Regions from separate parts of the Homo sapiens genome. Here region 2 is linked to region 1. Evidence: chromatin loops called from intact Hi-C (ENCODE). Cell type or tissue: OCI-LY7. All regions are shown on one strand. Each heading gives the region's core, and the rest is flanking DNA. Links, peaks and the distances in the headings are about the cores only. Region 1 overlaps CYP46A1 (cytochrome P450 family 46 subfamily A member 1). Region 2 overlaps SETD3 (SET domain containing 3, actin N3(tau)-histidine methyltransferase).

Evidence for each region. A loop is a pair of places that touch in the nucleus more often than their neighbours do. Peaks named below come from ENCODE experiments on the same cell type or tissue, not always from the same donor. Only the 100,000 strongest peaks of a DNase experiment are listed, where the experiment ranks them.
Region 2: a loop joins it to region 1, with 4 times the contacts of the local background. A loop is called at or near these places in 1 of 110 quality-filtered maps.

What each region holds. Positions count from the first base shown.
Region 1 is chr14:99,685,652-99,691,025 of GRCh38, forward strand. All of the region lies in intron 1 of CYP46A1 (cytochrome P450 family 46 subfamily A member 1), which reads left to right. Among named protein-coding and RNA genes, the nearest start is that of CYP46A1, 4.0 kb to the left of the region's middle. In OCI-LY7, for the core only: CTCF peaks have their summits at 1,234, 2,317 (motif pointing left) and 2,516; DNase peaks (open chromatin) are centred at 1,490 and 2,280; H3K4me3 peaks cover 2,034 bases; H3K27ac peaks cover 2,413 bases.
Region 2 is chr14:99,427,997-99,433,370 of GRCh38, forward strand. The region is part of intron 6 of SETD3 (SET domain containing 3, actin N3(tau)-histidine methyltransferase); the gene reads right to left. Among named protein-coding and RNA genes, the nearest start is that of SETD3, 50 kb to the right of the region's middle. In OCI-LY7, for the core only: CTCF peaks have their summits at 2,654 and 2,855; DNase peaks (open chromatin) are centred at 2,685 and 4,805; H3K27ac peaks cover 1,215 bases.

The DNA.
Region 1 (5,374 bases), core at 135-5,134:
AAATCTCAGGACATGAATATTCTGGAAGGCACCCATCTCCAGCACAAGCCAGATGTACTGGCGTTAGAAGCCTGAATCTCTGCTTGATGGGTTCAGGAAAGATCTCTGTGGCTGGTGACATAGGGAGGCACCTGTTCTCCCTGCTGGCTCTCTGCCCTTCTGGTGCTCTCTCTCTCTCTCCTTGCTTAGCTCCTCTGCCTTCTACTTTACCTGGATGCTTCTTCCCCCAGCCTTCCAGGTTTGGCTTCAATGCTAACTCCTCAGGGAGGTTCCTCCTGCTCCCCCAAAAATATTATGTTCATTTTATAAACCCTGAAATCACTGTAATTTTCCTTTACAGCATAATGTTAATTGGGCAATTATTTGTGCAAGTTTTTCCTAAGTGTCTCTTTTCCATGGGCCCCCTGTCTGTCTCAGTCACTGCTGCATCTCCGACATGTAGCAGCACATTGTACATGCATAGTAGACACTCTATGAATAGCAATTCAAGGTTGAATGGTGGAAATCTCCCGTGAGTTCCGTGGTGGACACTATCACCCTCTCAAGTTTTCAGAGAAGCCATCAGCACTTAGAATTGAATGAGTTTGGTGCTTGTTCTGATAAGTTTCATCGTTACTTGGTCTTCTCATAAACTCAAATGACCTGTTCTGGTCTCTGTGTCTTGAGAAAGCAGAATTTAAATCATCTTAAAAAAAATTGAAATGTAACTTGCATTCCACAAAATGTATTCTTTAGTGTATGATTCAGTGGTTTTTGGTACATTCACAGCACTGTGCAGCCATCGCCACCGATTTCAGAACTGTTTTGTCACCCCAGAAAGAAACCCCGTACCCATTAGCCATCACTCCTCATTTTCTCCCACCCCTCACAGCCCTGGCAACCATGAATCTGCTTTCTGTCTCTGTGGATTTGCCTGTTCTGGACATTTCATATAAATGGAATCATACAATATGTGGCCTTTTGTGTCTGGCTTCTTTCACTTAGTATAATGTTTCAAAAGTTCATTCATGTAGTAGCATGTATCCTTATTGCTTTCCTTCTTATGGCTAAATTCTTCCCAAATCTTATACCACAGAGTCTACATGTGACCTGAGTGTGTGGGGTGCGGAGGGAGCAGTGGGAGGAAGATGAATATAATCATGATTGGGCTATTTATTCTAAGGAGGTGAACTGAACAATGCATATATAAAAAGATTTTGGATTAAAAATTGGTTAGTGGTCAAATATAAAACTGCACTAAATGAAAGTTCTGGAAACTCTTCTAGCAGAAACCCGATGCCTTGACATTAAAAGCCTGGATCTTTAAACTATGATTGGCGATACTGTGGTTGACGAGAGATCTGTGTGTTGAGTCTCCAGTAGTAGCATTTGCCCCCGGGTACCCCAGGGCTTTGCCAGCTGGCAGGCAAGGAACCCTCTCGCTGCAAGAGGCAACTCTTCATCTTCCTCATTCTACAGGAGGCCCTCCCTCAGTGCCCCTCCTCTGTGCTTTTCTTACCACATCCTACTGCACCGATCCGTGTAACAGCTGAAAACTCAGACCCCCACACTCAGATCCCACACAAACACCTGTAGCTTCTTTATTTCTCTGTCACTGTTCTAACTTCCCTCATCAGCCCCTACTCTCCTGGTAATGTGGGAGTGGATGTAAACTTGACAATGAAAGGTCTTTCTCTCCCAATTTTTATTTATTTGGGGATAAATTGACTCCTCCTGGACAGTTCTGGTTCCACTCCGATTTGCCCAGTTGCTGGGGTGGGGCTGTTCAGCAAGGAGCAGGGTGGCCAGCCATGGGGGAGCCCCACAGCTGGCTCTGGCGGGTGGTGCATCTGATGAGCTTTGGGTGCCCAGCTGAGCACTCGCCACCCTGCCCCTCTGGCATGAGCCACAATCATGGTCCCTCACCCTCACGCCTACCCCTAGTGGGTAGCCCGCTCCTCCACTACTGGAGCATTCCCTTCATCCCTCTGGGTGACTTCACTGTGGGCTCTCCAGATGGCCTCTCCTCGTTCACTGGCCAAGGTTTTCTCTGCCCACAGGAGAGCTTGGGTCCCCACTCAGCCAATCATGATGTTGCAGGAAACTGGATGTGCTGGAGAGGTGTGGGGTGGTGGGCGGTGGGGGATTGCCTCTCCTCTCTCCCAGGGCTGCTCTGCTGTGTCCAGTCTATCACCAGGGACATGCCAAGTGGGCTTCTGCCTGCCGGGGCGCTGAGCAACAAGTCCCCATGTCTGGCCATGGTGTTAGCCTTACCTGCTTGTTTTTAACACCTGGGTCTTCCTGTTCTGTTGTCGCCTCCCCAGCGCCCCCTGCAGGTGCCAGAAGGAATGGGTTTTTTTTCCCCTTTCTTGGTGGGCCATGAGGACCCCACCCCTCTCTGTGCCCTCTGTCTTCCTGAGATGGCACTCACCTTCCTTCCCATGTGGCAGGGAACCCCAGGGGTTAGGGTGGAAGCTCTGGGCTCAGACTCTGTCCTCACTTAAGTGACTCAAAACTGAGAACATTCCCCCAGAATGTGAGCTTTGGGAAGCGACAATGAGGACACTAGATTACTCTGGAAATACATCCAGGCATGTGTGATGATCACAGCCCATCTTCCTGCAAGTTCAAGGCCACTCACCTGGCGTGGGCCTCCACTGCGGGCAGGCGGCCACCCCGTACTTCCTTCCCCAGGGCGTTTATTCGCCTACTCTCCCTTCCTGCTTCAGTCCCCATCACCTCCCCCTCCATCCGCACTCTCAGCTTTTATTCTTGCCTCCTACTTCCCTGAGCAAAGGGAGCAGCCGGTGAGAGTTTCCTTCCTGGGCTCCACTGAGCAGCTGCCCACCTCCTGCCCCAGGCCCACGCACACCTTCCAGCTGTTCCGGGAGGGTAGCCCAGGCCAACCTGCCCCCTCTGCTCAGCAACCCTGTCCTAGGAGCACCCCCACCTCCAAATCAGCACTTTTCCTCCTCTTCTGCATCATCCCCATTTTTATATAATATGTAAGAATTCAAAGCTTGGAACAAAACCTTTCCCTTCACCCTCTCGTTCCCTGTAGCTGCCGCCCCCTATGGTAACCCACCTGGCTGACTGCCTGCCTTTGGGCCTCCCTTTTCTCCCCTCTGGTTCTCTCTGCCCCATACCTCTCCACCAAACTTGCTGGGGGCTCGGTTCCCGGTGATCTCCATGTTGTCGCACCCAGCCGTCAGCCCTGGATCCTCGTCTGACCTGGCCCCCAGCAGCCTGGGCAGAGCCGATGCCCCCTCCGCCTTGTCCCGCATCCTCCTCTGGCTTCTCACCCAACTCTCCTGGCTCTCTTCCCTCCTCCCCAGTGCTCCCGCTCAGTCCACTTGGCTGGCTGTCCCTATGCTCCCAACTTCTCAGTGATGGCTTAGTTCTTGGTCCTCTTCTCTGTCTGTATCCATTCCCTTGTGGCCTCATCCAATCACTGGGCTGGAAATACCACTTCTCTGCTGTGGGCTCTCAAATTTATGTCTCTAGCCTACAGCCCTTCCCTGGGCTCCAGATCTGAGTGTCTAACTTCCTGCTCAATAGTCCACCACAAACCTTACCGGTCCCAAGCCAAGCTCCTAATTTCATCTGCTTGTCTGAGATTGGTCCCCCCAAAGCTGATCCTGAGATAAGAAATGAAGTGTAAGTAGTTTAGGAGGTGGGGGATGATCCCAGTTTGAGCAGTGGGAGGAGGAGAGTGGATAAAGAAGGTAAACAAACCAATAAAACAAGTTACCTCTTGGGGAAACAGGTGCAATTCCCTGGGAACCCTGGGGACTTGTGTAGAGCACATGCCCAGAGCTACCCCAGAAGTGGAGGGGCTGAGGTCATTGGTGGAGGGCTGCTCAAAGTGGGTTCATCTCCTGTGGGCAGAGCCAGAGACGGCCCTGGCAAATTGCAGGGGGTGGGCACGGTGGCTCTGCCACCCCAACCAGCTCCTCCTCATCTTGGTAGATGGTCGCTCCATCCATTCTTCCAGCAGCCCAGGCCAAAAACACAGAGTCATCCTCACACCCCCATAGCCAAACGGCACGTTCCAGTATTCCGCCTCACAGAGCATTCAGAATCTGACCTCTTCTTATCATTGCCTCCGCTGCCCTGCTCTGTTCTGAGCCCTCGTCACCTCTCCCAGTCCTTCCCTGTCACTAGTGTCCCTGCTTCCTCCCCTACCCTGGTTACTCTCTGCACTGCTGCAAAACAATCCATTCAAACCCAAGTCAGATCCCATCTCTGCTCTGCTCAAAACCCTCTAGTGGACCCCAGCTCACCAAAGTCAAAGCAAAAATCTGGACCACAGCCCACAAGGCTCTACATGACCTGCCCCCAGTCTTGGTGACCCACCTTGTACTCTGTTTCCCTCAAGTACTCTGCCCGAGCCACACTGGCTTCCTCACTGTCCAAGCACACTCTGACCTCAGGACCTTGGCACCTGCTGTTCCCATTGCTTGGAAGGCTCTTCCCCCGCTTCTTGCAGGTCTCATCTCACAAGCCACCCTCTTAGAGGGACACTGCGTGCCCTGCCTGCATTAACCCATTTATGCCTGAGGTTGCAATTTTTTGAATTTGAAAAATCAGACCTTGGTGTTGACCTTGAGCAGTAGGACATAAATAACTTCCACAAGCTTAGCGTTCCAATAATGGAACACTAGGCATAAATGGGTTTTAAACGGACACCCACACACTCATCCCCAGCCCTTCCTCTTCCCCGTACTCTGTTCTCTTTTTCTCCTATCACCCTCTGACATTGTCTTTACTTGTTTATTTACTCTCCGCCTTTCCCTGGGAGAACGTGATTTTGTTGTCACCCATTGGGGATGCTGCATTGAGCTTGGTAGGAATAAAGTCATACAGGAGACAGGAAGTCATGGGCCCCTTGGAATGAGCTTCAGGATGACACTGCACTGGCTTCTTTACAATTTGGTGAACACAGCAGATTTATATGACCAAACCATCCCTTGCTGAGATGGGCTTTGGGGAGCCCTGGTACCAGCTGTGCAATTGTGGGCAAATGACTTCACCCTTTCATCTCGGCTGTCCTATATAATACGGTTAATAACAGACTGATCAGCCATGTGGGGAGGTTGGAGGGGTGAAGCCTAGCGTGGTGGTGCCCAGCCTGGTCAGTATTGGGGAATATCTGAGGGTGATCCCACACAATATTATTGAGTCCTTTCTATCTGCCAGCCCCCAACTTCTGTGCCAGGGAGACAGGAAAAAAAACTGTTTCTTCTCCAAGGGGGTCTTTGGAGCTGGTCAGACCTGGGTTTGCATCCTGTCTTCATTCTTACTGCCTGGTGTCCCTGAGCCAGTGCTGTAACCTCCCCATGCCTCGGTCCTCCTGTCTGTGAAGTGGGCCTAGTAATAAGATCTTGTGGGGAAG
Region 2 (5,374 bases), core at 181-5,180, 260 kb before region 1:
AGGAGGGCTTGTTAAGGGAAGCTGAGCAGCTGGGGTTTGCAGAATCGATTGGCACACAGAGGGATGAAAAGGTGCAATGCCAGTGCAGTCCCAACACATGAGGCCCTGCAGAGGGTGGCACAGTGCCCACGGCAGGAGCATTAGAGTATTAGCTATGTGGCCCCAAGCAGTGCTACCCATCTGGTCTGTTACTTCACATGTAAAATGAAGACAATCCCTGCTACCAGAGTTTGCTGGCACTTGAGAGGTGTCAGTAAGTTAGTATCCATCCAGGAACAAGGACTTTGTAGACACTGAGCACCCCCTGGTCTTCAGCATTTAGGAAAAGTAATCTGCCAAAGGATGAATCAAAACAAGTGGTGGAGGGGTTGGGTGCAGTGGCTCACACCTGTAATCCTAGCATTTTGGGAGGCCCAGGAGGGCAGATCACTTGAGGTGAGGAATTCGAGATCAGCCTGGGCAGCAGGGCAAAACTCCATCACTACCAAAAAATACAAACATTAGCTAGGTGTGGTGGCACACACCTGTAGTCCCACCAACTCGGAAAGCTGAGGTGGGAGGATTGTTTGAGCCAAGGAGGTGGAGTTTGCAGTAAGCCGAGATCATGCCACTGCACTCAGCCTGGGTGACAGAGTAAGTCCCCGTCTCAAGAAAAAAGAAAGAAAAACAAAACAAGTGATGGAGGAAGTGAGAAAATGTGGGGAGGGGGTAGGTGAAGTTTGAGAATCTGATAAAATCTATGGGCCTGATGTGGCAAGGAACTGAGGGTGGCCTCTAGCAACTGCCAGCAAGAAACCCAGGCACTGATGAACTGAAGCCTGCTGCCAATCACAGGAGTGGGCATGGAAGGCACCCTTCCCCAGTCACACCTTCAGATGAGACCACACCCTAACTGCAGCTTTGAGAGAGACCCTGCAGCAGACAGCCCAACTAAGCCATGCCTGCCTTTCTGACCCACACAAACTGTGAGATAATAAATGTGTGTTTTAAGCCTCTAAGCAGCAAAGAAAAAAAAATTTTAATTATGAACTTCTGGGTGTACTTCTCAAAAAAATTCACACAAACATATGACTATTAGTCAAGATGGGCTGGAATCTGCCATAATACGGTGTCTCCAGGAGTCATTTCTCACTCACTGCATGCTCCCTGGGTGCTGCCTGTGCCTCTGCTCCATGGGATCTCCACTCCATGATCCAGGAACCCAGTAAATGTTAGTGCCCTTCTGCACTGAACTGTTCTGTTCACAGGAACCAAACATATTTGCAGGAAAAAAAGAAGAGGATTTAAAAGGATGAAGAAAAAAGAAAGACACAAGGGAGGGCAAGTAAGTGACAGAACACAGACACAGGAGGCATCACACCACCAAGGGCACAGGCTGGACAAGAAAAGAAAAGTGAAGAAAAGGAGCACTGGTGAGACGCAGGGGAAACTCTGAGATGGAATGGAAAGAAGCCAAGAAATCTAAACATAAACAGAGCACCCCGATTCTCTTAAACGGGATGTAAGAGACTTTGCTTAGGGTGCGAGGCATTTGGTCTGTTTCATGATTGTCATTAATATGGTTATACCATTTCTTGTCTCTTTTGTTTCCATATATGTTCAGCATTCACTCAGTCATCTGATAACTAACATCCTATTTCAGTCCTAAATTTATGGGTTTTGGATATATCCAAGTTCTTTGAAACATGTGCTCTGTACTCCAGACAGACACTGGCTAGTTAAAACGTGAGGAAGAGGTGCCTCAACACCAGGAGTCTTGAACAGAAGCAAATCCAATATAGAAACCCATCTGAATCTTTTTAAGTCCCAAAGTTACTTATGAAAATCAAGTAATTTTAAGGCCTCCATAAGGCCTACCTTATATGCTTAAGGATTTATTTTGGTCTCCTCAATTCCACACACCTGTTTTCATTCTTTGAAACAGATGAAAACTGTGAAGTATAGAGGAAATGGTAAGATATTCTGGAGTGGGTCCAAAGACAAGCAGTCACTACCCCCAGCCATTAAACGAGAGGGGAGGGGGAGTGAGCCCAGCCTTGATGGCTCAAGATGGGCCTGATGGGCCCAGAGAGGGAAGCCCAGGAAACAGCGTTTTCAGTAAGTTTCCCAGGTGACTTATGCTCACTCGAGTTGAATCCAGGAACCAAGTTTAGCACTGGCTCCCACTGAGGAGGAGAAGAGTAAAGAAAGATCTCTGCTCTCTGAATAAAGCCCTCCCTGCCCTGGGTGCACAGATATGCACACACACATGCACAATGGGAGTGAAGTCTGGGAGAAGCTGAATTTCACACTGAGGTTTCTGGCCCATCCAGATCTGCCCACTTGAGGTTCTGGGTCACTGAAACCCTGTCAAACAGAATATGTGAAGCTTTAATTTTCTACCTGATGCTAGTTTATATTTTCTAGTGTTTTCTATTCCATGTATATATGACTTAAAATTCAAAAATAATTTCATGTTTTTAAAATAGGGAAAAAAGTCAAAGGTTTCTGACACCAGCACCAAAGACTCCAGCTATATTAATTACTTGTTCCTCAGGGTATTTAATACACCTTTTGACCTGACCTGCAAACAACGAACATTTATTCAACAGACATTTATCAAGTGCCAAACATTAGGCTAGGAACTGTAGCCAGGAAGGGAGTTTGCTCTCAGGCCTCTAGGGGCTCACGTGGCGCCACTGAGGAAATGAGGGAGAGGAAGCAGGTGATGCATCAGCGAGTGACTGAACCTGGCACTGCTGAGCCCAGGCGCCACCTTCTCCTCTCACAGCAGATCCTCCACGAGCACCATGCCCACCTGCCCACAAAGGGCTGGCAACCAGGACTAAATATTCCAGGACAAACCTCACCTGGGTCCAGCGGACTGGTCAGTATGTGCAGACATGGGGCAGGTCCTAAATTTCACTCACTCAAATCAGCTCTAATCTAACAGTAACAATAAAAGTAACAATGAACACTGAGTGCCTACTGTGTGCCAGACACAATAAAATGTCCTAAGCATCTTCTATGTATTAACAAATGTAAACCACACAGTGGCCATCACTCCTGTTTTACAGATAAAAGGCCCAGAAAAGCCCTGCCCCAGGTCATCCAACCAGAAAGTACAGGAGATTCCAATCCTCTTCACCTAACCACCTCAAGTGCTGTCTCTGCACAAATATAACACATAATAGGGATTTTGTTAAATAGGTATTTCCACCAAGTGGGTCCCTTACATTTTTGTGAAGATTTATACTTCATGAAGTGCTCTCATACTTCTCATCCAATCTTTCCAATACCAACCTAAGGCAGTGATTGGCAACCCCATTACCACATGGAGAAACTGTGGCCAAGTGACCTGCCACCCCTTTGTGATTTACAGGCAGAGCTGTGACTCAAACGCAGGAGTTCTGATTCCAACTCTAGCACTCCTTCTAGTGCACACCATTCACAAAAACGCAGAAAAGTACAAGAGGGAGCCAGCAGTGGCCTAAAATAGCAACATGCATTAGTAGGAATTTTTTTTTTTTTCTGAGACAGAGTTTTGCTCTTGTTGCCCAGGCTGGAGTGCAGTGGCGCGATCTCAGCTCACTGCAACCTCCACTTCCCGGGTTCAAGCGATTCTCCTGCCTCAGCTCCTGAGTAGGTGGGATTACAGGTGCATGCCACCACGCCCAGCCAATTTTGTATTTTTAGTAGAGACGGGGTTTCTCCATTGTTGGCCAGGCTGGTCTTGAACTCCCGACCTCAGGTGATCTGCCCACCTCAGCCTCCCAAAGTGCTGGGATTACAGTAGTAGGGATTTTAAAACAAGACCCTAGCGTCTAAACCTAGAGCAACTGATCCCCTTGCCAGGGTCATTCTCACACAGCAAAGCAACTGCCATCCCACAACACACACTGGATGACCACTCTACCACCACAAATTCTTATTACAAGTCAATTTTAACTCGGGAATACTATGAATCTGCTCAACATGGTCATGAATACACAGAGAAGTTTTCATAACACCACTTTTTCATCATGATCCATCTTGAATGACAGCTGTCATTCAAGAACACCTCTTCTGAAAGTACTGCTTCCCCTCCTCTGACCACCCTTAAATGGCACCACCTACTTTACTAAGATTCGTATATTTAAGTGGTCAGTTTTATGGGAGACCTGACAAGTAAAAATACACTGAACTACATGAAAAAAATTAAAGGACAAATTCCCTTCTACCTGGCAAATGTCCAGTTAGTTAATCACGGCACTGAGTGCAAAGAACCCGTAAGAGTCCTGATAAAAATTAACAGCATGCTTTAGAGTCCATTTATTTTCTGAATTGAATATTTTGTGCAGGAAAAAATGTCAGTATTTCAGTCTTCATTACAATTCTAATCTGAAAGTTAAAAAGCAACAATGACAAAAATGCTAAATCAAGTTCTTAATAATTGAATCAAAGCAGGAAAAAAATCTCTGGTTTCTGCAAATGCCAAGCCATTTATATTCACACTTTAAGTATTGCTTTTAAGCCACCAAAAAGCAAAACTTCAGTTCCATATGCTAATATGGTCCACATAAAGCTCCCATAATTAATGTACTGAGCTTTGTTCTAAACAAAAGTCTAAGGGCACAGATGTGGAATGACCAAGATTTCTCTTAAATTCTTCTCATCACATCTACAAGGATTAAGAAGAGATGGATGCAGACGTAACAGTGACACACAAAGCAACAATGCCTCCAGTAGCAAACACACAAGAACACTCTCACCATCTCATGCTGAGAGGCTCCCAGCTTCAACCTGCTGACACTCTGGGACAGACAGCTCTTTGCTGTGGGGATGTCCTCTGTCTTGCAGGGTGTTTACAGCACCCCAGGCCCAGGTGTGACAGCCAAAATGTCTCTATTCCCCCAAGGGATCAGTCATTCTTGGTGGAGAACCGGTGGGCTAAACAAGGAGTTCTTATAAAGGACACAAAAAGCACTATCTTTAAAAAATAAAACTGATAAATTAGACTTTGTTAAAATTAAGAACTTCATCAAATAATATCATTAAGAAAGTGACTAGGCAAACCACAAACTAGAAGATAATCACAAAATGTGTATCTTGTAAAGGACACGCATCCAGAAGAAAAAGCCAAGTTAAAGACAGGCAATGGCAGGGAGGGGAGATGGGGAGTTAATACTTAACAGTCACAGAGTTTCTGTTTGGGGGGATTAAAAATTTTCTATGGTGGTGATGGTTACACAACATTGTCAATGCAATAAATGACACTAGTATACTTAAACATGGTTAAAATGGCAAATTTCATGTTATGTGTGTTTTACAATTTTACAAATTAATAATGTAATATACATCCCCAAAATACACACTGGATTTCCAAAACTTATAAAAACAGTGTAAAATATATTAA